Linked DNA regions of Homo sapiens: region 1 is linked to region 2. The links are chromatin loops, found by intact Hi-C in ENCODE. Cell type or tissue: testis. All regions are shown on one strand. Each heading gives the region's core, and the rest is flanking DNA. Links, peaks and the distances in the headings are about the cores only.

Region 1 (15,454 bases), core at 6,004-11,003, 200 kb before region 2:
TTCCCCTAGGGAGAGGTTAACAGTTAATAGAACACCCTGAGAAATAATATGTGTACCCAAAATAGGCAAAATGTGAAGAGTGAGTGACTTGTAAGAATGAGAAAATTACATGGATCCCATTTTAAGATTCAAAAGTCAGTCAAAAACCAATTGTAAGGCCAGGTGCAGTGGCTCACACCTGTAGCCCCAGCACGTTGGGAGGATGAGGTGGGGAAATTGCTTGAGGACAGGTGTTTGAGAGCAGCCTGGGCAACATGACCAGACCCTGTCTCTACCAAAAAAAAAAAAAAAAAAAAAAAAAGGTCTTAAGAAGAGACATTTTAATGTATTCTTAATATCATTTTACTTGCATGAATTTGGGAAAGGTTTTTGTTTGTTTTCTTCCAACCAGTGAACTATTTAGGACAGAACTAACTTACAAGTCCTATTGCTACTTATATGTTTACGAAAGTTCATTTATTAAGATAGAATAAATGCTTTTTTTGGCTTTTAAGAATCGTTGAAACAACATGGGGTTAAAAATAGAAGGGCCCTATTTATAGTAGAACAAAAAGACTAAATTCCTAAGCTTAAGAAGTGAACAAGAGCTATATGAAAAGACTTTAAAATGCCACTGAGGATCACAGAAGAAAACTTGAACTAATGGAAGGATGTATGTATTTTTAGATAAAAAGACTTAACTATGTAAAGATGTCAATTATTCCCAATCTATAATGCAAAAGCTCAATTTTAAAAAAGGACTTTTAAAAACTATACAAGCTCATTATAATATGGAAAAATAAAGAAGCAAGAATATTCAGAAATCCTGAAAATAAAAAAACAAGGGTTTTTTAGTTGTATCAGATATTAAAATATAGTATAAAGCTCTAAAAGTAAAAGGGTATGGTATATGAATAGACAAGGCAACTCGATGAATTATAAATGCAAAGTCCAGAAATTGACTCAAATACAAAAAGAAATTTAGTATATGATAAAATGCCACCACTTACCAATGGAAAAGGATAGTCTGTTCAATAAACAATGTCAGAGCAACTGAGTAGCCCTCTGGGGAAAAAAATGAGAAAGTTGTATCCAAGCCTTACATGTTTCACCATGATAAATTCCAGATGAATTAACATTTTTAGAAAGAGCAAAAGGGAAATAAAATCATGAGAGCACTAGAATAAGCCATTAGATAATCTTTAAATATAATCTTGGAGTATGCTTTGAAGCATAGAGTAAAAGCCAGAATCCAGGCTGGGCGCAATGGCTCATGCCTGTAATCCCAGCACTTTGGGAGACCGAGGAGGGTGTATCGCCTGAGGTCAGGGGTTCAAGACCAGCCTGACCAACATGGTGAAACCCCATCTCTACTAAAAATAAAAAATTAGCCAGGCATCGTGGTGCGTGCCTGTGATACCAGCCACTCAGGAGGCTGAGGCAGGAGAATCCTTTGAACCCAGGAGGCAGTGAGCCGAGGCTGCGCCATTGCACTCCAGCCTGGGCAACAAGAGCAAAACTAAAAAATTGATTCTTCAGGACTTTCAGGTTAACTTTGTGTTTATGAGCCCCATTAAAAAGTGGGCAAAGAACATTAACAGACACTTTTCAAAAGAAGACATCCATGTGGCCAAAAAGCACATGAAAAAAGCTCAATATCACTGATCATTAGAGAAATGCAAATCAAAACTACAATGAGATACCATCTCACACCCAGTCAGAATGGCAATTATTAAAAAGTAAAAAAACAACAGTCTGGTGAGGTTGCAGAGGAAAGGGAATGCTTATACACTGTTCATGGGAGTGTAAATTAGTTCAACCATTGTGGAAAGCAGGATGGCGATTCCTCAAAAAGCTAAAAGCAGAACTGCCATTCAACCCAGCAATCCCATTACTGGGTATATACTCAGGGGAATAGAAATCATTCTACCACAAAGACACATGCACATGAATGTTCATTGCAGCACTCTTCACACTAACAAAAACATTTTTACATTCACAATAGCAAAGTCAACTTAAATGCCCATCAGTGACAGATTGGATAAAGAAATGTGGTACATACACACTATAGAATACGGCACAGCCATAAAAAAGAACGAGACCATGTCTTTTGGGGGAACATGGATGGAGGTGGAGGCTATTATCCTCAGCAAACTAATGCAGAAACAAAAAACCAAATACCACATGTTCTCATTTATAAGTGAGAGCTAAATGATGAGAACCTATGAACACAAAGAAGGACTGGGGTCTTCAGAACACAACAGACTCCGGGGTCTACTCGATGGTGGAGGGTGGAAGGAGGGACAGGATTAGAAAAGATGGCTATTGGGTACTGGGCTTAATTCCTGGGTGATGAAATAATCTGTACAACAAACCCCAGTGATATGAGTTTACCTATGTAACAAACCATCACATGTACCCCTAAAATAAAAGTTAAAACAAAAAAAAACTTTGTGTTTTAAGGAGCTGTGTTTTAAATGTCTATCCTCCAAGCAAAGAATATGCCAAATACAGCATATTTCCTCTTCTAAGTGTGTAGTGTTCTACTGTTATATTATCTGATTTAATTTTTCAGGTGAGAGCTATCATTAGGCAGAATTCTGGGATGGCCTCCAAGTTCACTTGAGTTTTATTAGGACACGGCCATGTTGCTGTGCACAGTGGCTCACGCCTGTAATCCCAACACTTTGGGAGGCTGAGGTGGGCAGATTCCTTGAGGACAGTAGTTCAAGACCAACCTGGCCAACACGGCAAAACCCTGTCTCCAGTAAAAATACAAAAATTAGCCAGGTGTAGTTGCCCGCACCTGTAGTCCCAGCTACTCAGGAGGCTGAGGCAGGAGAATCGCTTGAACCCAGAAGACAGAGGTTGCAGTGAGCTGAGATTGTGCCATTGCATTCCAACCTGGGCAACAGAGCAAGACTCCGTCTCAAAAAATAAAAATAATTTTAAAAAAGAACACAGACATGTCCATTTGCTTTTATGTATTATCTATGGCTGCTTTTGTGCTACAACACAGAGTAGTTGAGAGGAGAAGCTGGATGACCTGAAAGACCTGCAATCTGTACTATCTGTCCCTTTGTAGGAAGTTTGCAGCCTCTGGCTTAAACCATTTTGAGTTGGGTCTCTTGGGGGTGCTCCTGTGTGCTGTTTAATCCCCCTCCCTCGACTGCAGTCAGGACCTGTGAATATAATCCATTTCACTCTTTTGATTAGATTACATTATATGAGACCCTCTTAGCAAATTGGATAGAGCCATTCTCCAGCTGAGCTTAAAGAAGTGAGGTGTCTCATGGCGAGGGGCATGTGGTGGGCACGGAACTGTGAGTGGCTTCTAGGAGCCAAGAGTGACCCCCAGCTGACAGCCAGCAGGAAAACAGGGACCTCCATCCCACAGCTGCAAGGAACTGGATTCTGCCAACAACTACATAGGCTTGAAAGAGGATTCCACGCCCCAGAAGAAAAGCCTCGTGACACCTTGATTGTGGCCTTGTGAGACCCTGCATGGAGGACCTCAAGCGTTGCTTGGATGAGCCACAGAAACTGGGAGGTAGTTTGTATGTTGTTTTAAGCTGCGAGCTATGTGGCAATTTGTTACATAGCAATAGGAAATGAATGCAGATCACGATGTGGGTTGCCTGCCTAAAAACAACCACTCACACACACACCTCACCTGCTTTCTCAGTCTTAGGAAGTGAATCAAATCTTTTAGGAGGCATCTAAAAAAGCTTTCCCTGCCAGACGCGGTGCCTCAGGCCTGTAACCCCAGCACTTTGGGAGGCTGCAGATGGGCCAATCACCTGAGGACAGGAGTTTGAGACCAGCCTGACCAACATGGTGAAACCCTGTCTCTACCAAAAATACAAAATTAACCGAGCATGGTGGCGGGTGCCTGTAATCCCAGCTACTTACTTGGAGGCTGAGGCAAGAGAATCGCTTGAACCCAGAAGGTGGAGGTTGTAGTGAGCCAAAATCACGCCACTGCACTCAAGCCTGGGTGACAGAACAAGACTGTCTCAAAAAAAAGAAAGAAAGAAAGAAAGAAAGAAAGAAAGAAAGAAAGAAAGAAAGAAAGAAAGAAAGAAAGAAAGAAAGAAAGCTTTCCATGCTCCTAGAAAGGGGACACAGGAAAGAGACATTTGTGGCCTTTAGACACTCTTATGTGAAGACATGATGTGTGGGGGGCTGTGGTCATCTCATGACCGGGAGAGACCAAGACTGGGAACACAGCCCGCACAAAGCTGAGCAAGCAGATGGAATGAATTGAGTTCCTGGATTGAGATGTGAAGCTGCTGAATCAACTAACCCTGAAGCTTACGTTGCCTGGAACTTCTTGTTACTAGTATGATGGTAAATTCAGTGATTGTTTAAACTAGAGGTCAGCAAACTACAAATCCTGCTCACCACTTGTTTTTGCAGGTAAAGTTTTATTGGAACCCTGGCATGTTCAGTTGTTTACCCATTGTTTATGGGTGTTTTCATGCAACAACACAGAGTAGTTAAGACAAGAGGCCACATGGCCTGCAGAAACTACAATCTTTACTATTTATTCCTTTAAAGGAAAAGTTTTCCAATCCCTTCGATCATTTTGAGTTGGGTCTCCTATCATTTGCACCTCAAAAGCATTCACACAATATTTGATCAGTTTCATTCTGATGAAAAGTGGTAACACTAAACTATACCTGATAATAATGACTCTCTTAGTCCATTTGGGCTGCTGTAGTAAAATACCATAAACTGTGTGGCTTATAAATAGAATTTAATTTTCTTACTCTGCTGGAGGCTGACCTGTCCAAGACCAAGGTGCTGGCAGATTCTGTCTCTGGTGAGAACCCATTTACTGGTTCATAGATGGCCATCTTTTCACTGTGTCCTCACGTGGCAGAAGGGGGTGAACCAGCTCCCTTGGCCTCTTTCATAAGGGCATGAATCTCATTCATGAGAGCCCCACCTTCATGATCTAATCATCACCAAATACCTCAACTCCTAATATCATCACCTTGGGGGTTAGGATTTCAACCTATGAATTTGGTGAACGGGGGCACACAAACATTCACACCATAGCAATGACTATGCGTGTTTTTAAGCAAAGCTTTATTGAAGCATTATCATACACATATAAAAGTTTGAAAAATCATTATTGCACAGCTCAATGAGTTTTCAGAGTGAATATGCTGGTGTACCATCACCAAACCCCAGAAACCCCTTATACCCACCTCAGTCACTATATCCCCCTCCCTAAAGACAACTACCCTTCAGACTTCTATGAGAATAATCTCCACTGACTAATTTTGTCTGTTTATGAACTTCATACAAATGGATTTATAAATGTGTATCCTTCTGTGTTTGGCTTCTGTTGCTCAGCATTCTGTTTGTGAAATTCATATCTGTTGTGTGTAGCAGTGGTTCATTTATTGTCACTGTTATGTTCCATGGTATGAATATATCATGATTTATTTATCCATTCTACAGTTGATGGATGTTTGAGTTGTTTCCAGTTTTTGACTATTATGAATAGCACCGGTGTGAACAATCTAATGTTTTTGTGCACATATACACACCTTCCTGTTGGAGTGAAATTGTGGGTCATTCATACATGATTTTTACTGGGGTTCTAAAAGTGATTCAGTGTCCAAAGGTATACAGTTTACCTGAATAGAAATTTCGACTTGTTCCCTCTTGACTTAAAAATCAAAGGTAGGGGCCGGGTGTGGTGGCTCACACCTGTAATCCCAGCATTTTGGGAGGCCGAGGCAGGTGAATCACCTGAGGTCAGGAGTTCAAGACCAGCCTGCCCAACATGGTGAAACCCTGTCTCTAGTAAACATATAAAAAATTAGCTAGGCGTGGTGGCCCACACCTGTAGTCCCAGCTACTTGGGAGGCTGAGGCAGGAGAATCTCTTGAACCCGGGAGATGGAGGTTGCAGTGAGCCAAGATCGAGCCACTACACTCCAGCCTGAGCAACAGAGTGAGACTCTGTCTCAAAAAAAAAAAATCAAGGTAAGGCCAGGCATGGTGGCTCATGCTTGTAATCCCAGCACTTTGAGAGGCCAAGGTTGAGGTCAGGAGTTCGAGACCAGCTTGGCCAAGAGGGTGAAACTCCATCTTTACTAAAAATACAAAAATTAGCCAGGCATGGTGGCTGGCGTGTGTAATCCCAGCTACACAGGAGGCTGAGGCAGGAGAATTGCTTGAACTTTGGAGGCGGAGTTTACAGTGAGCTGAGATTGTGCCACTGCATTCCAGCCTGGGCGACAGAGCAAGGCTCTGTCAAAAAGAAAGAAAGAAAGGAAGAAAGAGAGAAGGAGAGAGAGAGAAAGAGAGAAAGAAAGTCAAGGTTAATTTAGCAGAGTATTGGGCTCAAAAGATCATATATAATCAGGCGGCAAATGAATTGAATGAAAAATTAAAACAATTAAAAACAAACCAATTTCCCCTCCAAAGCCTAAACTATTGCTGTAAGGAAGTTTCAAGCTGTCTGCTTAGAGACTGGTTTTTTAAGCAGCTGAATTCAAATCAGTATTTCTTTTGGAACGCTGGGAAGGCTCAGATGGATTTGAAATGTTGCTGAGTCACAAAGGCACATTTTCTGGGACACACTTCTTACTTTGAGGAAAAAGTGATGAAAAGTTATAGATGGATAGGGTGGCAGGGAGCCTTGGTGAATTGGAGTTCCAAAAAACAAGAAAGGCAGAATTGATACAGTGAAGCTCCAATGGCTTTCCTACTTAGCCACCCAATTGCACAGAAAAGCCACAGAAAAATCAAGATTTCATTAGCAAGCACTTTCTCCTACTTCAGCCACCACTGACTGCTACTTCTGCCTCATTCCCTTCTTCACACAGACACCATACTCCAAGGGCCTGAAGACAGTTTATCCACTTTTTAATCAAGCAGTCGACAAGGATTGCATGGATAGCATATCTTCTTCAACATTCAGGGAAGTGTAGATGATCCAAGCACAAATCTGCAGAGGGGAATAAGGAGGCTGCTTATTAAGCATGCACATTTGATTGGCGTTCTTTTTCCACTCATCAGTTGTTATCAAACCGGTAGAGAAGATTCAATCTGATAATTTTCAAGATGAGTCACCAGTAGCCACAGAGTTCTAGGGTCAAACTCAGGGCTTTGTGGCTTAAGCTGTTGTCCTCCCAGTAAGACAGCATACTGAACTATTTTGGCCTGTCTTTCCTCTCTGGACAACTGTAAGGTAAAAATTTATTTAAGAAAGAAAAGGAGACAGAGAGAGAGAGAGAGAGAGAGAGAGAGAAGGTTAAAATGGCAAGTCTTCTCAGCAGGATCCTAATAAATATTTTACCACTCACACTTTCCAGAGCAGAGCAGAACTTGTCTTCTAGCCCAATTGTCTGCTCCAGGTGCAGTGTGGGTACATCTCAGGGTTGGGTCTTCAGCTTTCTCGAGAGACTTCAGTGTCTTTCTCGGCCACCAACGGCCAATGGCAGAGGTCATACAAAGATGGCTGGCTACAAGGCAGCCCTTCTGTCTGCAGACCCTGCCACAGTCCCTCTCTAGGACAGATTAGGAAAATCTACAGAGTAAAGAAAGTGCAGAAGGAGATGCATCCCTCTGCACCTTTATAACTGAGTAATACCCAGAGAATTGAGCAGAATATTCTAAGCTTCGAAAAAGCAAATAGAACAGATATGTGAGACCACATACCCTAAGGTGGTCCTGTCTGATTTTTAATATTCTCTTCCATCCTTAAACAACAACAAAGAAGATGTCCTGACGTTAATTTAGAAAATCCTGACAGAGATTTTAACTGGTAGACTATGGGTACCTTTAATCATCTGTCGGCTTTGCATCATTTATCCACAATCATTTCTGTTTCACAAAGTAGTCTCCTATTTTAATTTTGATAACCTCATTTTCCCGCCTAGACGATTGAAAAAGAACCCTCCCCACCTTGTCCGTTTCCAGGAGCACTTACCTTGAAAGGTTTTTGCAGACATTTATGACACTCCTATGAGGTGGCTAAGGTCTGTTATCCCCATTTTATGGCTGAGGAAACTGAGATAGTGAGACGTTGAGTGCTTGCCCAAGGTCAGGCACTGAGTCAGGAGCAAATTCAGAGGCAGAACTCGCTGTTCCTGGCAGCCTCACCAGGTTCAGCTGCCTCGCCTCTGTTTGAACTGCCTTAAAATAGGACTTTCAAGAATTCTGATGAATCGATTGAAACCCTGCAGTGCTTTATGTGTTAATGATGACTTGGTAACTGCATATATTAATGCTGTTCATTGACTTACAGCCAAGAGCCACTCATTTCCTAGGTGCTCAGCCTAAGAGAGACTATTTTCCTCATTTTTCACTGATTATCATAAAACACTTCCGTGTAACCATATGAGACTACGGTTCTTTCCGACACCAAAGTAAAAGTGCAAATTGTTGTCCTTTTGGCCTCTAAGTGCAGGAATCTCTCCTCTCTCCCTCTGTATACACTCCTCATCATGGTCTCCAGCCTACGACCTTCTCCTCTCTTTCTGGCCTTAGAATCTACCCTTTAGCCTCCCCGGGTGCTTCTGAAATGGAATCACTCACTGGTTCCAGGACACAGCGCTGACCCCCTCTGCATCTCACCCACCCTTATTCATCAAAATCTCTTTTTATCTTCAAGGTTCATCTAAAGAAAACCTGCTAAGAAGCCACCCCCTATTTCCCCACCAAACCTGGTCTCTCTTCCTTTGAAGCCCTTATCTGGCGCCATCTTATTTTGCCTTTTGCTTACTAGGCTCTTGCCCTGAGGATGCAGATTGTAAATTGATTAGGGGCAGGGATGGTTTTACTCACCTTTGCTAGTCTGAGATGGCACACTGACTGCGCACAGTAGGGGAGCTGCTGACTACAGGAGTGGGTGAACTTTTTTTGCAAAGGATCGGTTAGGAAATATTTTAAGCTTTGCTGGCCACAAATGCTCTCTGCTGATTCTTCTTCCTTTTCTGCAACCCTTTAAAAATGTAAAAAATCATTCTTAACTCCAAAAAATCAGCTGGGGCCTGGATTTCTCATATGGTGAAAGATCAATTGCAGCACATAGTCCAAATACATTTTGGGGCCCAAATACATTTTTGTACTTAAAAAAATCTCTAAAATTACACACTATGGTATCTGTATTTATTTTGTTTAAAACTCCAGTCAATTAAAACATGGATGAAACCCAGCATTTATAAAGGTGAAAGTAGGAACTTGCAAAATCCATGCATACGTCTTTGTGCATCATTAAAGGGCCAAATTCCTTCAGCTTTACATAGATTCTTCCATGGCTGATGAGGTCTCATGGCTTTTTAGGAAGTGGGATAATAAAACTAGCTCTGCCACACTGATGGGATTTTTTTAAGGTGTCCCAAAATGTTTCATTTGTCTCATCAATGACTGCTGTGAAACAGGATCTTGGACAAGTTAACACTTTATTTTATTTTATTATTTGAGACTGGGTCTTGCTCTGTCACCCAGGCTGATGTGCAGTGGCAGCAACATGGCTCACCGTAGCTCAACCTTCTAGGCTCAAGGGATCTTCCCACCTCTCAGCTGGGACTACAGGGGTGCATGCCACCACTCCTGGATAATTTTTGTATTTTTTGTAGAGACAGGGTTTCACCATGATGCCCAGGCTTTGTCTTGAACTCCCAGGCTCAAGTGATCCTCCTGCCTTGGCCTCCCAAAGTTCTGGTATTACAGGCATGAGCCACCATGCCCAGCCACAAGTTAACATTTTTAATGCCTGAAACTCCAGAAAGAAGGACAAAGTAATGGTCCCTTTAAAGTCTCACTGACCTGGGTTACCATCAGTGCCCACACAATGCCATTCACACCCCCTCCCTAAATCCAGGAATACTGCAAAGCAATATTTAGTCATTTCGTGGTGGCTCATGCCTATAATCCCAGCACTTTCTGAGGCGGGCAGATCACAAGGTCAGGAAATCAAGACCATCCTGGCCAACATGGTGAAACCCTGTCTCTACTAAAAATACAAAAATTAGCTGGGCGTGGTGGCGCGTCCCTGTAATCCCAGCTACTCGGGAGATTGAGGCAGAAGAATCACTTGAACCAGGGAGTTGGAGGTTGCAGTGAGCCAAGATGGCACCACTGCACTCCAGCCTGGTGACAGAGCGAGACTCGGTCTCAAAAAAAAAAAAAAGTTTAGTCATTTCCTGCATCATGACATCATAGCCTTCCCCTATTAAGTTATCTAACTGAGTTACAGTTCAAACCGCTGTTTCCATATCAGGAGCTGTTTGGTTTAACATCTCTTCAGCAAAGGTACCATGGGAGCTTTTCAGAAAACTTCAGCTTAATATTCCAACTTATTTTCCTGAGGAGATCCAGCTGTGAATAATAGTGTTGATTCGGTATCGCTGATCATTTGCCAGAATGTGCGATTTGTAAAACTTTGGCAGGGAAAATTGTATTACAGATGTTACATTGGAAAACCTCTGAACTGCCGTGAAATGTAATTGTGTGTTGGAGGGCACGTCATGTCGTTAGCAGGCTGAGTTTACTCTGTTTGGGTGAACAGTGCACATACACTACAATGGGTAGCTGCTCTGTTTATATGAAAGTCAGAGAGACAGAATAATAATCCAACCCTCGAAGACAGCTATAATTACAGCATGTTGACTCCGTCCCCTTGACAGGGAAGCTGCAATGTTTCAAATAGAAAGCTCCATTAGCTAGGTGACCAATTAAGGAAGCAGAAAACAGCGAGAAGGAGGTATAAAATTATCTTGTTAAAATTCTCTTCAAAAATAGAGATATTTAACACATAACAAGAATATACAGTCTAAGGCAGTAGAGAATTTTATTTAAAAATAACCTTGTCCTGTAAAAGTAAAGCTGATCTACGATAAACTGTTCAAATATCTGTATCCCATTTAGAGACAAAGGACCAGGCTGAGCAACATAGTGAGATCCTGTCTCTACAACAAATTAAAAAAGAAAAAATAGCCAGATGTGGTGGCACAGGCTTGTGGTCCCAGCTACCTGCAACTCTGAGGTGGGAGGATCTCTTGAGCCCAGGTGATTAAGGCTGCAGTGGGCTATGATCGGGCCACTGCACTCCAGCCTGGGTGACAGAGTGAGACCCTGTCTTAACAACAGAGAGAGAGAGAGAGAGAGAGAGAGAGAGAGAGAGAGAGAGAGAGAGAATGGGCTTTCATGCTAGAAATAGCTATAATTTTTTTTAAAAAATAATGTGATATTTACTTATATTTTATATTTAGAAAATGTCATTTCCTACATCTAAAATGGCTTTTGAAAATGGAAAAGCAACCAACTGAAATTGTATTGAATTAATTATATCAATACTTTCTAAACTTCCAACAGCTCTGGTGAATCACTATTTCCTATTCTATTGTTTTTTACTATATGGTTGTTTCACATTTTGGAAATAAGTGAGAAGAAACAGTAGAAAATAGACTGTTTGATTTGGTTTTGAATCCTTTGCCTGGATGTATCTGGATTCAAGGTCTATTAGGCTGAATCATATGAAATTGCTGCTTATTTAGTTAAAATGACATCAAATATTGGCAATTTCATAAGTGGTTGCTGGCTACCACTTCAGTGTTTCTTCTGTTATCTCTGTGATAAAGTCTTTGGTCCTTGTCAATTGGCCATGGGTAAATGGGACAATTACAGGATAAAAACTTTATTCTTGGATAATAGGGTAATAAACAATAATAATAACAGGTAGAAAATAGATAATAACAGATAATTGATATACAGATATTAGCTAGGTAATAGGTAGGTAGATAAAAATAATAGTATCGATAGAATTTCTGCTGCAAGGTTTGTATGTCTACAGAAGAGTCTTCTCTTCCTTCCAGTCTTTTGGAAAAAAAAGTAGACACTTTCTCACTATGTTGCCCAGGCTGGCCTCAAGTTTCTGGGCTCAAGCAATCCTCCTACCTTAGCCTCCTGAGTAGCTGGTACTATAAGCATTCATCCCCACACCCACCAGCTAGCAAGCATTCTTTTAACCTTCTGCAAGTAAGAGGTTTTGACGCCCTTCATTTCATTCTTTTATTTGCTGATCATTATGATAATAGTAGTTAACATTTCTAGTGATCTCTTAGCATCCATGGGGATTGGTTCCAGGACCCCCTCATGGATACCAAAATCCAAGATGCTAAAGTTTCTTTTATAAAATGGCATAGTGTTTGCATGTAACCTATGTACATCTTCCCGTATACTTTAAATCATCTCTAAATTATAAGTAATCTTATAATACCTAATACAATGTAAATAGGGTTATATTGCACTGTTTTTTATTTGTATTTTTTATCTGTATTTTTTTGAATATTTTCTACTCGAGGTTGGTTGAGTCCTTGGATGCAGACTTGGGGATATGGAGGGCTGACTGTCCAGTACTTACTAAGTTACTGGGCGTATAATAAAGTCTTTACATGTTATTATTTCCTCCTCAAAATGACTCTGTGAGATAAGCATTAGTATTATAATCTCTGTTTTACAGATGAAAGCTTTGGGAGAGCAAGACAGCTACAAAACCTATTTTTCATTCTACAGTGTATTTGATTAAATGGAGGGAAGACAGGAGAGATGGAGAAAAATTTTGGCCAGTCAAACTTCAGATCCTCAGGTCAAATGTAGCCTTGGTGTCAGAATCTGGAAATTCCTATTGAAGTGGTTTGGTGGCCAATTGTACTTCTGATCCTTGAATTTGAACTTTAAAATCCACCTTTGGGTGTGACAATATGATCCCAGGACTTAATTAACCTCTTAATATGTCATTATCTTTATCTGTAAAACAATACAAAATTATCTACCTCATAGAGTCATTGAGGTTTCCAATGATATTTTACATCCTTAGATGAAGACATACAAAATAATATAACCTATTCCAAAACTGGAAGGAAGCACTCTTTGGTTTTTGTGCTTTCATAATAATTGCTATTTCTCATTTGTAAGTTTGTGGCAACAGATGGACAAGAAAAAATTAGAACTCATAGAAAATATTTTGATAGATATCAGTTTTATAGATTTATAGTTTCTTTTCCTAAACTGTACTGTTCAACAAAAATTATACAAACCTTTTGACTAGGAGATGCATTTTTAAAGGCATATAGACTCTTAGTAATTTATATCCTCTGTACAGCTTATATTTTCTATATCACGAAGAATAGGAAAGAAAAACAGACAGAGTTATCATCATTCATTCTCCAAAAAAGAGCACATGCTTATGGGAACCTTGCTCTAAAACCTAAGCAGCCACATGAAAATGATTTAGCTTCCTGAAGATTGCGCAAGAGTCAACAGCACAGCTAGACAATATTGTTTTAATTCTTCATGTTGCAGAATTATCTAAAGAAAAGAAAGCTGATTTTTTAAATGATAGCTGAAGATATTTTGAAGACAGTTGAATCTGGGTTGGCAAGGCAAAAAGTCAAACAGCACATCAAAACAAGAGAAGGAAACTGTGACTAAAATAAAAGTGATGATATGTTCCTCTAATTTAAACATTCAAGTCTGTGTAAATGAATTAAAAAATTTTCTTTGAAAAGTTCTCACCAGTTGTGAGATAGACCAAATAATTTAACACAAGCAATCTCTAGAGGTTGAATTAAGGTCCTGTTTTAAAAACATTATTAGTAAGCAGATGGCGACTATAAAAATGATCACAAAGTAATGATTATACACACTGCCGAGTCAAGCTGCCCGACCGGTCCTGCCCATTCTTTAACTATTTCATGTATGTCAAGTTCACCACCCCCTGCACACCTATTGTCCTGGCATTTCACAGTTTCTTCTTTCAACAAGGGTAGAAGCGGTTTCTGTGACACAGCTGTCAAAGAAGAACACGTGAAGAGGGAAGAAAGTCTAGGTGAGGGCTGGGTATGTTGGCTCACACCTGTATTCCCGGCACTTTGGGAGGCTGAGGCAGGAGAACTGCTTTTGCCCAGGAGTTCAAGACCAGCCTGGGCAACATAGTGGGACCCTATCTCTACAAAAAATTAAAAAAATTAGCCTGGCGTGGTGGTGCACACCTGTAGTCCCAGCTACTCAGGACTCTGAGGTAGTAGGATAGCTTGAGCTTGGGAGGTATATGCTGCAGTAAGCAGAGATCTCGCCACAGCACTCCAGGCTGAGTGACAGAGCAAGACCTTGTTTCAAAAAAAAAAAAGGAAAAGAAAAAGAAAGAAAGAAAGAAAATGTCTAGGTGGGAACACAAGCTAAGGACCCAGTCTTCAAATTCCAGGACCTCTTGGATCATCCACATACACAACCTGACTCTCATTCACAGAAGCACTTTTCATGAAAACATTATATTACAATGATTTAAACACCCTTCTCCAAATTAGTTAACTTGCTTTACTTCAGATTAGCTAGTTTAAAGAGAACATAATTGATTAGTGAAAAAAACCAACTTGACTAATGAGTGAGCTCTGGGAATAGGTTTCTGGGTACCCAAGAAGCATTAACTCATACAAATAAGTCCAAACAATGACTCCAGCTGGGAAAAGAACAGAGTCAGAACAAGCAGTTGCCTAGGGCAATACATTACCAAGGCAGCGGACTCTGCAAGTGGTTTCTGTAGAACAAATGCAGGCTTTGAATTTAAATATTACCCACTTTGCTTGGGGTAGGTGAATCTGTAGATGAATTACTCACCCCAGAAGTTAAGCAGCCACTCTCCTGACCTCACTAGATGGATGACAGATGGATGTTTTAAAAGTGACTATTCAGAGTTCAGGGTGCAAATGAAGGCATTCACTATATGGCTGCATACACAGCACTGGCTATAAGCCAAGCTTGCTTTCCACCCCTTCTCTCTAGCCCAGCGTAGGCTGCTGACTATAAGCCAAACGCCAATCACCAGGTAGCAATGACTTGTCTTTGCACTGGCTGTGAGGAGGCTTAGTCTTTTTTAATCCTCTACTGCTTGCAAGTGAATTGGGCTATTGGGTATGTATGTATATGTATACACACACACACACACATATTCAAATATGCATATACATATATCTATCTAGCAAACCATCATATTTTCTTTTTTACTTATTTTTTGAGACAGGGTCTCACTCTGTCTCCCAGGCTGCAGTGCAGTGGGTGACTATAGCTCACTGCAGCCGTGGCCTCGTGGGCTCAAGCCATCCTCCCATTTCAGTCTCTTGAGTAGCTGGGACTACATGCACACGCTACCCTGCCCAGCTAATTTTAATTTTTTGTTTGTTCTAGAGACAAGGTCTCACTATGTTGTCCAGGCTGGTCTCAAACTCCTGGCCTCAAGTAATTCTCCCGCTTCAGCCTCCCAAATAGCTGGGATTACAGGCGTGATCCACTGTACCCAGCCTATATTTTCTTAGCCATATTTTTTTTCTTTCCTCAAACTCATTTCAGTTTATTTTATTCTTAAGCAGAGCCTATATTTGTATAAGCTGCTTCAATTCCCTCTATGGAAAGCCACAAACAGACAAATACATAAAGTGTAGAAAGAATGC
Region 2 (15,454 bases), core at 5,530-10,529:
GACTTCAGAACTGTGATCCAAAGGGCTTGGTAACACTCCACTACCATTAATAGATTTTCCCACCAGCGTCTGGTATAGATGGATTTCAGGTCTTCCCAACAGGGCAGAGCCTACCTGGGCAGCTGACCATCCAGCAAAGAGCAGGCCCTAGTTCACCCTCTCTTTGGGTTGCCAGATTCCAAAGAACACATCCCGGTAGGGGCTGAGCTGCTCCGCTCATTCCTTCTCCCAAAGACACCAATTAGAGAAGTTACTCCTTTCCTGCGGCTGGGAGGAAAGAAGATCTGAGGCAGGAATGACAGCCGAGTGGGGTGTTTAATGGTTGCTCTTAGTATGGTGGGTAGGACAGGTCTCGGTTGGACTGTTGTATGCATTGTAAACTCTTCAGTATCCCTGAATGGTGGGCCTGTCACTTAACAACCAAAATCGCCTCCACATATTTTCAAATGTACCTCAGTGCCCCAACAGGGTTGAGAACTTTGCTTTAGAGGAAGTTTCCTCATAGGAACAGGAGGTCTATGTCATATATGGGAAATGAGAGGGAAGGGGGTGACAGAGATGAAAGTTCCTTGCTAACAGTAATGTCTTTATTATTAACTTTCTGTGAGCTGTACATTTTTAAACGAATTCCTTAGAACAAGAGTGATGTAGCCAGGCACAGTGGCTCGCGTCTGTAATCCCCGCACTTTGGGAGGCCGAGGTGGGCGGATCACTTGAGGCCAGGTGGTCGAGACCAGTCTGGCCAATATAGGGAAACCCCATGTCTCCAAAAAATAAATAATAATAATTAGCTGGACATAGTGGCACATGCCTGTAGTCCCAGCTACTCAGGAGGCTGAGGCATGAGAAGTGCTCTAACCCAGGAGGCGGAGGTTGCTGTGAGCCGAGATTGTGCCATTGCACTCTAGCTTGGGTAACAAAGCCGAGTCTGTCGCAAAAAAAAAAAAAAGAGTCACGTAAGGTGGCCTCATTCTGGTCCTGCCTTGCATCCCCAACAAGAAAGTTCAGGGTGGCATGTAAGGAAGACCGTCAGCCACCAGATTCATTTCAGTGGCTTCTAACGGTTAGGATAGGTATTCCTTTACATGTGATCTCAGGGACTATCACATGGGAGCCGCAGTCTTGAATGCTGACAAAGTTCACAACAACTAAAGCAGAGGAAAAGGGCACGCATAGAAAATGTCAAGGGGACGCTTGAAGGGCAGGGGGTGAGGCTGCCTCTAGACAAACAAAAAATAAAGATAATATCTGCCCCATGTGTTCACAATTTTAGCCATACAGAGGGACTAAAAGGTTAACATTTCCAACTGCCATTTTCACTCTGAATCCATCACTCCTAGAGATCAAACAATCACTAGGAGGCAATGGGACTGCACGGCTGGGGAAATGTACCATGCTACCTCTAATTCCCTTATATCTTTGAGATAACCTTAAGGTATCTCCAATCTTAAAAGGAATATCTGGCCATGTTTGCTGTGGATGACTTAAGGAAAACAGATTAACAGAGTGAAATATAACAACCAAAGTTATGGTTTATAATTGACTTAGGGCTTTGGAGAGGGCAACGCCTCTGTCATTACTTTGCAAACACAAAGTGACTTACAAATAGAGCTGAAATCTCTGCTAATAATCACCTGCTGTTTGTTTCCCTCTGACCATCTGCATTAGATCCACCTGTTGAAGGGAGATCTTGTTTAAAACCTGTGTCCCACTGGATACCTAACTAACTAGAATCTCTAGGGGTGAATCCCTGGAACTTTTCATTCTAATAGTTCCCTCAGGTGACCTGTGTGCACGTTGAAGACTGAGAGCCACTGTAATACAGGTAACTTTCTTAAATGGGTGTACTGTGTGTGTATAGGACATAGGCATACCCTGTGCCTAAAGGACTTTAGAACAGCCATTCTTAGAAGGAGTGGAGTCTATGCCATTACCTAGAAAGCTGGAGTGGGATCAGGCTTTTATATCCAAGAACTTAAAGGAGAAGCTGGCAAGTGCTGTCATTTCCGTCAGGGGACAGATTCCTACTGAGCCCACACAGGGGCAGTCCCTTTAAGGAGGGATTGGCCTCATGGGAGGATGTCTGCAGAGATGTCTGTGAAGGCTGGGTTCAAAGATTATAGAGTGGGCTGGGTGCAGTGGCTCATGCCTATAATCCCAGCACTTTGGGAAACTGAGGCAGGAAGATCACTTGGGCCAGGAGTTCAAGACCAGCCTGGGCAACATAGCAAGATTTTTGTCTCTAAAAAAATTAAAAATTGGCTGGGAGCAGTGGCTCACGCCTGTAATCCCAGCACTTTGGGAGGCCGAGGCGGGCGGATCATGAGGTCAGGAGTTTGAGACCAGCCTGGCCAACATAGTGAAACCCCGTCTCTACTAAAAATACAAAAATTAGTCAGATGTGGTGGCATGTAAAAATACAAAAATTAGTTAGGTGTAGTCCCAGCTACTCTGGAGGCTAAGGTGGGAGAATCGCTCGAACCCAGGAGGTGGAGGTTGCAGTGAGCTGAGACCACACCATTGCACTCCAGCCTAGGTGACAGAGTGAGACTCCATCTCAAAAAAAAAAAAAAAAATTAAAAATTAAAAAATTCACCGAGTGTGGTAGCGGTTGTCTGTAGTCCTAGCTACTCAGGAGGCTGAGACAGGGGAGGATTGCTTAAGCCCAGGAATTTGAGGCTGCAGGGAGGTATGATTATGCCCCTGCACTCCAGCCTGGGTGACAGAGTGAGACCCTGTCTCTAAAAAAAGATTGTGGGGTATAGTGAAGAGCTGTTTGGGTCCAAATTGCCATGAAAGGAAAGGAACAGACATGATCCCCCTTTCTTCAAAGGGCCTACTGTCTAGAGCAGGGAATTGGGCAAGCAAGCACCCACTCCCACAGCCAGCAGCCCCACTTCATAGGCAAGCTGTGGCAGGGCTAGTATTTACCAATACACAAAGGTGTGGCTATATGGTTAGTCAACATACTTAAATACTTTCGTAATGGTTAAAAACTTTTGTGATGATTGGTCAATAACCATTGCCTCAATCCTTCCTTTCCTGAGTGGCCCCTCTATCCTGGCTACTCACATGTTTCCTTCCTCCCTATATCCTATGATCCAGTGATGAAAGGTTAATGTCAGGCACAGTGGAGGTACCAGGACCCCACACCAGCACTATGGCTGGCTTGTCTTCTGACTGGTTGGCACCTGTGATATACTGATGGTTAAATATTTTGGATCACACCTGTAATGAGCGGGTGACTAATTTCTGGCAATGACACTGAGTAGAAGTTTGGAACATTAGAGCCCTAGTAAACCCTGGACTGGGGGACCAGCACCCTTCCTGGGGGAAGCCTAGCAGACATCCTTCCTGGATTCTGAGGTCCCCTCAGGATTCCTGACGTACCTAGGTAGGGAGAACGTCCTGAGAGACAAATAACAGACTCCCTTCTAATCCTAATATGTGGGGCTGTGAGCTGGTTCTAATTCAATTTCAAAAACAAAGACATAAAATTTCTACTAGCCCAGGGATCATGAGGCAATCCATACTGGTTAAATCAGCATAAGGAATTATTATTTTTATTAAATTACTATGTATGCCACAGAAAGGTTGTGTTGCTGAAAACAGGTCATCAGGAACTGTTGTTTTCCTGGCCATTTGAACTTCAGACCACTACGGTAGAAACTCTAAGGGTTTTTTGTTTTGTTTCCGTTTTGTTCTCTGATATCACAAGCCTCTAGAACGCTACCTGGCACATAGTAGGTGCTCAATAAATGTTAGTTAAACAAAACTACAATTTCAAAGGATTCCAAGTTTGTTGTTTAATTTTAGCAGAAGCTAGAAGAAATTAGCAGGATATATTGAATTTGGCCAGGTGTGGTGGCTCAGACCTGTAATCCCAACACTTTGGGAGGCTGAGGTGGGTGGATTACTTGAGCTCAGGAGTTCGAGACCAGCCTGGGGAACATGGCAAAACCCCTTCTCTACCAAAAACAAAAAAATTACCTGGGCGTGGTGGCACACGCCTATAGTCCCAGCCGCAGGAGGATCGCTTGAGCCCGGGAGGCAGAAATTGCAGTGAAGCGAGATGGCACCACTGTACTCCAGCATGGGCAACAGAGCAAGACCTTGTCTCAAAAAAAAAAAAAAAAAAAAGTCAAATTTATTTTCTACTTAGAAGCATCCAGAATCCCTGCCTCTTGTAATGATGGAAACCTCTGTTTGAGCTTAAAAATTAGTGGTTTCAATTAGCCGGGCGTGCTGAAGCATGCCTGTAATCCCAGCTACTCTGGAGGCTGAGGCAGGAGAATCACTTGAACCCAGGAGGTGGAGGTTACAGTGAGCCGAGATCATGCTATTGCACTCCAGCCGGGGCAAAAAGAGTGAAACTCTGTCTCAAAAAAAAAAAAAAAAAAAAATTAGTGGTTTCCATTTGCAACGTCTGCTATTGGAACAAACTGCAATTTACTAATTTATTAGGCAGTAGTACTCTAGAGATTTAACAAAAAATGAGCATGTCCGTTACTATTCCAGGTTGGCAACTGAGCTCTCTTGAGAGAGCTTCTCACTAAAGGCTCACTAAGATGATGGGCTCTGAGTACACCTCATCTAGAGCCAGGAAATGATCTCAAGGGATATAGATGGGGCAAAGGCCTTCAGACTTGATCTCCTGTTGTCAGATTTCTTCTCAGGATTTCACTTGTTTTTGCATTTTCTGTTTGCTTTTCTAAGCCTCATTAGACAGTTCCTTAAACATTCATTCCCAGCTGTCTATTTTTTCTCTTTTCTCTTTGAGCCCACAGTAACCAAACTCTCAAAGTAACACATCCAGAGACAGCTGGCAGATGGTTTGAAACCAGCGGATTTTACTTGCATTAGGACAATCACATTAAATTAAAACAAACAAAAAGCATATCTTTCAGTGGTGATTCACCTGCACATTAACTAGTAAATGCTAATTGTAATGTTAATAGTTGTAATTTCTTGAGAACCTACTATGTGCCAGCCTGGTACTTCACATACACAGATTAACTTTCACGCTGATAATAACAGGGAAACTGCAGGGAGACTGAAGTTTATAGAGATCATCTTGCTCAGTGGAATGAAACACAATCATAAATTGTTACATAAAGGTGCCTACATTATATTCAGTGCAAATGGCAAGTTTCACAACAGTACATTATAGTTAACTTCATTTTAGAAAATCTCATTAATTTGAAGTATATATAAACACATATAGATGTACTCACATAATATATTTTTGTATATGAGAAAAATGTATGAAAGGCAATACCACCTCAGGAATTTACCCACTTGCCCTAAGCCTTGGGTTTTACATCTGCAGAGCAGGAGTATTAAAAGTATCCACCACAGGCCGGGAGCGGTAGCTCACGCCTGTAATCCCAGCACTTTGGGAAGTCGAGGTGGGCAGGTCACGAGGTCATGGGTTTGAGACCAGCCTGTCCAATGTGGTGAAACCCCGTCTTTACTTAAAAAATGCAAAAATTAGCCGGGTGCGGTGGTGTGCACCTATAGTCCCAGCTACTCAGGAGGCTGAGGCAGGAGAATCGCTTGAACTCAGGAGGTGGAGGTTGCAATAATCCAAGATCGCGCCACTGCACTCCAGCCTGGGCGACGGAGTGAAGCTCCGTCTTGGGGCGAAGAAAAAGTATCTACCACAAAGAAAGGATAAAAGCACAGTTCCTGACACAAAAATGAGTACTTGATCCATTTCTTGCTATTATTGTCATTATTTTTATGAAGAGAAATTCATTAAATTGTCAACAGTGATTACCTCTAGGGAGTGACGCCACAGGGTAAGGAAGGGGATGACAATTTGTATCGTCTACATTATACACATCTGGGCTCTTCCATGCATTTACAACAATCAGACACCACTTCTATTACATGTTATAAAAGGCGTTTTATTTAAAAATACCTCTTGAGGCCAGGGGTGGTGATTCACACCTGTAATTCCAGCACTTTGGGAGGCTGAGGCAGGAAGATTGCTTGAGCCCAGGAGTTCAAGACCAGCCTGGGGAACATAGCAAGATCGTGTCTGTATTTAAAAATAAAAATAAAAATATCTTTTGAGGCTGGGCATGGTGGCTCATGCATGTAATTCCAGTACTGTGGGAGGCTGAGGCAGGAGGACTGCTTGAGCTCAGGAGTTCATGACCAGCCTGGGCAACATAGCTCACCCTGTCCCTACTAAAAATTTAAAAAGTAAAAATAAAAACCCTTTCATGGGAGGTCAGGAGTTCGACACCCGCCTGACCAACATCGTGAAACCCCGTCTCTACTAAAAATACAAAATTAGCTGAGCGTGATGGTGCATAACTGTAATCCCAGCTACTTGGGAGGCTGAGGCAGGAGAATCGCATGAACCCAGGAGGCGGAGGTTGCAGTGAGCCAAGACGGTGTCACTGCCCTCCAGCCTGGGCAACAAGAGCGAGAGGGAAACTCCATCTCAAAAAAACAAAACAAAGCAAAAACACCCTCTCGTATCAAAATTTATTTCCCCAAATGCCTTTATTTTCTCGTACAAGCAACCATTAAAATAATAATGAACTCCTAAAAAAAAAAATCTGAAAGATCTATTCCAGTGCTTGTATTCCATAGCTTATTTTTGGCCCCAGAGCAGCGTGAAGAACCCGATGTTATCAACAGCGTTTTATTTGGACGCTCTGAATCCGTTTTCCCCTAGCACATCGGCAGAGCAGACCGCCTGCCTCGGCCTTGTCAACGCCAAGGGTGTTTTGGACGGATGTGTCTATCCTGAAAGCTTCCAGCCTGGCTTTGAACTTGACTTGGCAACGGATGAAAACCTCGGCGAGCATCCCCAGACAACCCCGCTGCGCGTCAGAGCGCTGCTCCCGCGTCCTCCTGCCGGCAGAAGCCCCTGCAGTGCGCCCCGCGACCACCAGCTGGAACCAAAAGGCGGCGCGCAGGCGCGGAGCCCACGGGGAGCCCAGGCTGGGGCGCGTGTCAGCTCCGCCTGACCTGCCACCTTCCCTAGGCAGCGGGGGGCGGGGGTGGGGGGTGGTGCGGGGAGTCACATGCGTCCCCTCCGAAGCTGGGCTGGAGTTCATTTACAGCTCGCTTTTCTAGGCCTGTCTCTTTATTCCATTATCAAAGATTGCTTTAGGGGGTTCATAAAATCAAACTGAAGCGTTGTCAAAGGAGAGGAGTCCACATGTCTCAGACTGGAAACCAGCCATTCTTCCATTCATTGGGAGACATTTACAGGCCCCCTGCCAGGGGTCGGTCCTGGGACACTGGGGATGCCGCGTTGAGTAAGACAATCCCTACCTTCACAGGGCCTCGCTTCGAGCTTAATAATGATACCCAGTAAGGGAGGGTTGGAATGGAAGCATTTTGTTCTGCTCTTGGCTGAAGCACAGAGACAGATGTCACATGTCAGCGAGATGTGTGAGATCCTCATGCAGGGCTTGCAGAAGGGTTGGCTTTGACATGCTGAGCCCTTCGCCCCCACTGAGGGTATGAAAAGGGTCAAAAGAGGAACACTACAGGAAAAGACAGGATTTGGAAGGAGTTGATGATGAGTGGATCCTTTCCCCACCTTCCCCCCAACAATGAGAAGGGTGGGGGGCGGGGAGGGGGGGTGCCAGCCTGTCATCTCAAACCTAGAAAAAGGGGCTATAAAGGAATCACTCACAGGGGCTGCGGACACAGTAGACTCCTGTCTGAGCAATCTAAAAGTTGCAGGCCAAACACAGTCGCTGCAATCCCAGCATTTTGAGAGACTGAGGCTGGAGAATTGCTTGAGGCCAGGAGTTGGAGACCAGCCTGCACAACACAGTGAGGCCTTGTCTCTACAAAAGAATTTTAAGAAATAAAATTAGCCAGGCGTGGTGGCACGCGCCTGTAGTCCTAGCTACTCTAGAGGCTGAGGCAAGAGGACTGCTTAAGCCCAAGGGCTCAGTCACTGTAGCTGTACAGTGAGCTACAATCGTGCCACTGAAAGAGTTAAACTGTCTCTAAAAAAATAAAAAGACAAAATAAAATGTGTGGTACCAGGGCTGGCTAACTGTTCCAACTAACGAACAAAGAGACATTGCCATGTTGGGGTCATCCTGTGCCCATGGTTTGTGGGGGAAGTATTCCTTGTCCCAGGGGACCATATGTGGATGGCCTGCCAAAGAGAACTGAGGTAGAGCTGCCTTAGATCTTTTCCATGGAGACCTTCTGGTGGGATGAGGAGAAGTCAGCAGAAATAAGATAAACTAGATACTCTGGGTTGTAAAGGAAATTCTTAAGCCACCAGCTGGAATAGAGAGACATTTGCCTAAATTCAGTGAATTACAGGTGAGACCTTTCCAATGCCCCATGAAGGAGCGAGCCAGCCATAAACATCTGCCAAGCCCAGCAAGCGCCAGCATCTATCATGGCAATGTTGGTCAACTCAACACTTTCCTGGCCCCCCTAACTACTCTCTAGCCTACACCCCACTCTCTACCTCCACTAGATCTGATGCTTCATGGGCAGGGTGACCATATGCCCCAGTTTGCCCAGGACACTTTTTTGTTTTTTTGAGACAGAGTCTCGCTCTGTCACCCAGGTTGGAGTGCAGTGGCGTGATCTTGGCTCACTGCAACCTCCACTTCCTGGGTCCAAGGGATTCTCCTGCCTCAGCCTCCCAAGCAGCTGGGACTACAGGCATGCACCACCACAGCCAGCTAATTTTTTTTTGTATTTTTGTAAAGACAGGGTTTCACCATGTTGGCCAGAGTGGTCTTGAACTCCTGACCTCAAGTGATCCACCTGCCTCGGCCTCCCAAAGTGCTGGGATTACAGGCGTAAGCCACCATACCCGACCTGCCCAGGACACTTCTGATTTACATCTGCAGTCCTGAGGTAATTATTAATAGCACCCTCTTTCAATCTCAAGAGGGTCCCATTCTGGATGATAAATTACATGTTCATCCTCCACATGGAAGGCTAGGAGTAGCTGGTTAGGCAGGTGCAATGAGTTGAATCGTATCCCCACAAAGTGATATGTTGAAATCCTAATATCTAGTACCTCAGATTGTAACCTTATTTGAAATAAGGTCTTTATAGGGTCTTTATAGAGTCCAAGCAAACGACAAGGAAGTCATTAGGGTGCACCCTAACCCAATAGGATGTCGAAAAGGAGAAATTTGGACACAGAGACATGCACACAGGGAGAATGTCAGGTGAAGACAGAGATTGGGGTGATGCGTGTACAAGCCAAGGAATGCCAAAGATTGCCAGCAAACTCCACAAGCTAAGGAAGAGGCATGGAACAGATGCTTCCTCACAGCCCTCAGAAGAACACAAGTGTGCTGCCCTCTTGGTCTTGGACTTCAAGCCTCTAGAATGGTGAGACAATACATTTCTGTTGCTTAAGCCAGCCAGATTGTGGTGCATCGTGACAGCAGCCCTAGCAAATGAATACATCAGGAAACAGAAGCAGCCGAGCTTGCCCTTTGTCCCTTCCCAAATGTCCAATCTGCAGCTGGCTCCAACTGAGGGCTATGGGAAACATTTTACGTGAAATGCGATTTTTGATTTTTTAAATGTCTTTTTTTAAATGATTTCAACTTTTATTTTGGATTCAAGGGGGTACATGTGCAGGTTTGTTACATGGGTATGTGCGTGATGCTGAGATTTGGGTTACAATTCATTCCATCACCCAAGTGGTGAGCACAGCACTCAACAGTTAGTTTTTCAACTCTTGCCTTCCTCCCTCCCTGACTGGTAGTCCCCAGTGTGTATTGTTCCCATCTTTATGTCCATGAGTACCCAGTTTAGCTCCCACTTACAACTGAGAACACATGGTGTTTGGTTTTCTGTTCCTGCATTAATTTGGTTAGTATAATGGCCTCCAGCTGCATCCATGTTGCTGCAAAGGATATGATTGTGTCCTTTTTTATGGCTGCGTTGTAATTTTTTTTTTTTTTTTTAGATGAAGTTTTGCACTTGTCATCCAGGCTGGAGTACAGTGGCACAATCTTGGCTCACTGCAACCTCCACCTCCTGGGTTCAAGCGATTCTTCTGCCTTAGCCTCCCGAGTAGCTGGGACTACAGGCACCTGCCGGCACACCTGGATTTTTGTGTTTTTAGTAGAGACCAGTTTTCACCATGTTGGCCAGGCTGGTCTCAAACTCCTGACCTCAGGTGATCTGCCCACCTCAGCCTCCCAAAGTGCTGGGATTACAGGTGTGACCCACCGTGCCCAGCCTGCATTTTAATTTCAGAAGACTAGACTATTTGTTACTGAACCTGAAATGTGTGTAGTGATTTAAAGTGACAGCAGGATGTTTTGTTACCTAAGAGTGACCAGGGGACATCTGTTAGGAGCCAGTAGTTCTCCACACACCTAGCATCCGGTGAGACAAGCCACCACACTGAAGGAGGGGACATCAGCAGAGCAATGGTGGACAGGCGCAGGCTGGGGCTACCGCTTCTGGCACTGCTCCTACACACATAGATTCATTCAAATCATACAATTTTTCAAATCATAACATTTTTCAGATAACTCCTCCCGGAATACTTCAGCAGCCACAAATCCAGCTAATGCCACTACCAAGGTGGTTGGCAGTGCCTTGGAGTCAACAGCCAGTCTCCTCCTAGTCTTGCTTTCTCTCGCCCACCTCTAATGTTAGGAGACTCAGGCCAAGAAACATCTATATGTCCCCATCTTCTAAACCCATTTTAAATGGCATCTAGAAGTCCAATGTGACAAGGAAAAAACAAATCGTCGTCAAATCTACTAATCCCACACCTTCTTTTATTGACATAAAAACTGTTGAGAGGCCAGGAGTGGTGGCTCACACCTGTAATCCTAACACTTTGGGAGGCAGAGGCGGGCAGATCACCTGAGGTCAGGAGTTCAAGACTAGCCTGGCCAACATGATGAAACTCTGTCTCTACTTAAAATATAAAAATTAGCCGGGCATGGTGGCACATGCCTGTAATTCCAGCTACTCGGGAGGTTGAGGCAGGAGAATCACTCAAACCCAGGAGGCGGAGGTTGCAGTGAGTCGAGATGGTGTCACTGCACTCCAGCCTGGGCAACAGAGTGAGACTCTGTCTCAAAACAACAGTAACAACAACAACAAAAAACCCTAAATTTGATTGGCTCGAAGAATGTGTGAAGGGTTTGACAAGATGATGAATGCCAATAGTGTATCTGCTGGAGTTTCATGTACAAGATGAAGACAGGCAACATCCAAAATTAGTTGAGACATGATTTCCTTGTATGTGGCTTAACAAATGTGGACACTAAAACTCTGCCTTAAAAATAAGAATTGAGGCAGGGTGCGGTGGCTCATGCCTGTAATCCCAGCACCTTGGGAGGCTGAGGCAGGTGGATCACTTGAGGTCAGGAGTTCAAGAACAGCCTGACCAACGTCGTGCAACCCCATCCTTACTAAAAAAATACAAAATTAGCTGGGCGTGGTGGCATGCACCTGTAATCTCAGCTACTCAGGAGGCTGAGGTAGGAGAATCGCTGGAAGTCAGGAGGTGGAGGTTGCAGTGAGCTGGGATCACTCCATTGCACTCCAGCCTGGGCAACAAGAGAGAAACTCTGTCTCAAAAAGAAAGAAAAAAAGAATTGAGGCCAGCCATGGTGGCTCATGCCTGTAATCCCAGCACTTTGGGAGGCCGAGGTGGGCAGATCACTTGAGGCCAGGAGTTGGAGACCAGCCTGACCAACACGGTGAAATCCCCTCTCTACTAAAAATACCAAAATTAGCTGGGTGTGGTGGTGAATGTCTGTAATCCCAGCTACTCAGGAGGCTGAGGAAGGAGAATTGTTTGAACCTGGGAGGCAGAGGTTGCAGTGAGCTGAGCTCATGCCACTCCACTCCAGCCTGGGTGACAGAATGAGAGTCTCAAAAAAAAAAAAAAAGCAGGTATTGATTTTGTCTTATCTAGAGATAAAGGATGGGATGTGGAATAGAGATTCAATTTCCATTTGGTTCATGAAATCTATAAGGCCATAAAACAGGTAAAATGAAAAGCTTCTTCCGTGATTCTGTTTATATGTACCTCAGAAGGAACTTCCAGGTATTACTGTAAGTCCTCAATGTATTGTTTTCACAGTACTAATTTAATGCTTTTATACCTAGATGTTTTACGTTGTTAAGCTATCACTGTTCTCTTGGGAACTAAACACTTTTTTTTTCTCCAAATCTTTGGATTTGACATTGCATGTGACCTTTTATGTAGTAATTGACATGTGCCAGGGCAGTCATGGATTATTAATAGAATTTACCCCCAGCTTCAAGCATCATGAGTAACTCTTGCTTATCCTCATAAAGTCAAATGGTAGGCATTTCCCATCATCTATTTTCATTCAACAAGAGCACCCAATTTATTTAGCTAAGCTGCATCCAAAGAGTAGAATTTTGTTGACCTCAAATAATTTCAAAATGCTTCTTTGTATTTCTGCATATGTTGAATACGTTTTATAATTTAAAAAATCATCTGCTTTGGCCAGGCATGGTGGCTCATGCCTGTAATTCCAGCACTTCAGAGGCCGAGGCAGGTGGGTCACCTGAGGTCAGGAGTTCGAGACCAGCCTGGCCAACATGGCAAAACCCCATCTCTACTAAAAATACAAAAAAAAAAAAAAAAAAAAAAAAAAAGCCAGGCGTGGTGACATGCACCTGTAATCCCAACTATTCGGGAGGCTGAGGCAGGAGAATCACTTCAACTTGGGAGGCGGAGGTTTTGGTGAGCCGAGATAGCACCATCGCACTCCAGCCTGGGTGACAAGAACAAAACTCAATCTAAAAAAAAAAAAATCATCTGTTTTGAAGATAAAATAACCAATCTTGACATTAAAGAGACAAAAATGAAGGCCAGGCACAGTGGGTCACGCCTGTAATCTCAGCACTTTGGGAGGCCGAGGCAGGTGGATCACTTAAGAGTTCAAGACCAGCCTGGCCAACACAGCAAAACCCTGTATCTACTAAAAATACAAAAATTAGCTGGGCATGGTGGCGCGTGCCTGCAATCCCAGCTACTCGGGAGGCTGAGGGAGGAGAATCACTTGAGCCTGGGAGGTGGAGTTTGCAGTGAGCTGAGATGGTGCCACTGCACTCCAGCCTGGGTGACAGAGCAAGACTCTGTCTAAGAAAGAAAGAAAAAGAAAGAAATGAAGAAAGAAAGGAAAGAGAAAGAAAGGGCAAAAATGAAAAATGTGAAGGAGACAAAACTGTAAATCAAGTATTTGGGAGGTGAAAACTGGAAGCTGTCTTGCATTAAATTCAGAAAGAAATTAATATTCACTCTGTAAATATCTTTTAAAAATGGATCAGAACAGCCACACTGAAAACATATTGTTTGGTTATCAGGCAATATTTTTACAAAGAACCTGGTCCCAAGCCTAAAAGTGAGCTTGTTTCTGCAGTAAATATTTTACAATTGCCTCTACACACAGAAATCTCTTAAAAAACAGACATTTCTGAAGTCTTGAGTGCAGGGTCATGCATAGAAGCTTAGACGTTGCAGTAACAAATATGGCCACAGTAGTATTGATAACCAATGTCATTTTTTCCCATCTCCAGAACCTACATGGAGACGAGATCAAACAGATCTGAAGCTACTGCGTATGTGAATGAATACTCCTTTTGCTTCATACCTGAATGCTGTCAACCTAACTAACAGAGAGAGGCTCTCTAAAGGAAAAAAGATATTTGGGAATAGAGCACTGGGATGGAAATATACATACCATAGTAAACTGTGTGTGTATTTAGAGAAGTAAAGGAAGAAAAAGGTTTTTAAAGGAAAGAAATGAAGAGGATTACATAATTGTTTTGAAAGAACCATCCTTGGCTACAAAGATCAATAGCAAGGGTGATGCCAGTCTGAGGTTGGACAGGCAGTTACTGGGCAGATGTCCTTGCAGGAGTATTTTTTGTGTCAGGTTGACATGGCCTTTGTGTGAGATTGTAGTTTTTGTAGAGTCTCTTTTATTATCAGGCATAAAAGAATAAGAACCCTCTCTTCATGGTCTTTACTGGCTCTATTTGTCAGTGTTTTCTTAACATTGCTCTATCACCCAGGCTGGAGTGAAGTGGTGCGATCTCGGCTCACTGCAACCTCCACCTCCCTGGTTCAGCTGATTCTCCTGCTTCAGCCTCCTGAGTAGCTGAGACTACAGGCACCTGCCACCAAACCTGGCTAATTTTTGTATTTTTAGTAGGGATGGGGTTTCACCATGTTGGCCAGGCTAGTCTCAAACTCCTGACCTCAGATGATCTGCCCACCTTGGCCTCCCAAAGTGCTGTAATTACAGGCATGAGCCACTGCACCTGGCTGACACCATTTTGATTCTGACCACTTTCACAATGTCGTCCATCTATTTTGGGTTGTATATCGTGGTTTTTCTTTTTCTATTTTTTAGAGATGGGGTCTTGCCATGTTGCCCAGGCTGGTCTTGAATTCCTGGCCTCAATGATACATCTGCCTCAGCCTCCCAAAATGCTGGGATTATGGGCATGAACCACCTTACCCAGCCAGTTTGTATGTTTATGCTTTGATTCAAAGTAACTTTGCATATTATCGAATTGATTTGCATTAAACACAAATTGTAAATAAAAACAAATAAATGACTGAAAGAGAAAAAAAAAAGAAAAAAAAAGTGACAGCAGGAAGGAAAGAACCAGTGCGCAGAGAGCAGTGGAATCTGGGTGCAGCAATAAGTAAGTGTATTGTCCGTAGAGAAGCTAAACACAGCAATAAACCAATACAAGTTAGTCTGCATTTTTTCCTCCATCCTCTAACCTTGGGTTCTCTTCTCTTTCTCCTTCTCCTCCTCCTCCTCCCTCCTCCCCCTCCTCCCCCCTCCTTCCCCCTCCTTCTGCCTCCTCTTCCTTCTTCCTCCCCCCTGACTTCCTCCCCTCCTCTTCCCCCTAACCTCCTCCTCCCCCCTCCTCCCCCAGTCCTCTTCCTCCTTCGATGGGGGTCTCACTATGTTGACCAGGCTGGTTTTGAACTCCTGGCCTCAAGGATCCTCCCACCTCAGCCTCCTAAAGTGCTAGGATTACAGGCATGAGCTGCTGCACCCAGCCAGGTCTACTTTTTTTTTGAGACAGAGTCTAGCCCTATGGCCCAGTCTGGAGTGCAGTGGTGCGATCTCGACTCACTGCAACCTCTGCCTCCTGGGTTCAAACAATTCTCCTGCTTCAACCTCCCTAGTAGCTGATATTACAGGCACGAGCCACCATGCGATGTTAAATTTTGTATTTTTTTCTTTTTTATTTTTTTTTTGAGACAGAGTCTCGCCCTGTTGTCCAGGCTGGAATGCAATGTCGGCTCACTCCAACCTCCACCTCCCGGGTTCAAGCGATTCTCCTGCCTCAGCCTCTCGAGTAGCTGGGATTTCAGGCACGCGCCACGATGCCCAGCTAATTTTTGTATTTTTAGTAGAGACGGGGTTTCACTATGTTGGCCAGGCTGGTCTCGAACTCC

What was found. Hi-C counts contacts between places; a loop is a spot of excess contacts. Peaks named below come from ENCODE experiments on the same cell type or tissue, not always from the same donor. Only the 100,000 strongest peaks of a DNase experiment are listed, where the experiment ranks them.
Region 1: it touches region 2 in a loop (6-fold over the local background); 1 of 110 quality-filtered maps calls a loop at or near these places.

What each region holds. Positions count from the first base shown.
Region 1 is chr3:4,891,752-4,907,205 of GRCh38, forward strand. It overlaps BHLHE40-AS1 (BHLHE40 antisense RNA 1), which reads right to left. Exons shown (of 3, transcript NR_125916.1): 2 at 8,790-8,946; 3 at 5,058-6,948. Among named protein-coding and RNA genes, the nearest start is that of BHLHE40, 80 kb to the right of the region's middle. RefSeq lists enhancers at 14,401-15,106, 14,744-14,883. In testis, for the core only: no CTCF peak of the experiment used is centred there; a DNase peak (open chromatin) is centred at 8,070; H3K27ac peaks cover 2,969 bases.
Region 2 is chr3:5,089,236-5,104,689 of GRCh38, forward strand. It overlaps the pseudogene CD24P5. Among named protein-coding and RNA genes, the nearest start is that of ARL8B, 25 kb to the right of the region's middle. In testis, for the core only: no CTCF peak of the experiment used is centred there; no DNase peak of the experiment used is centred there; H3K4me3 peaks cover 786 bases.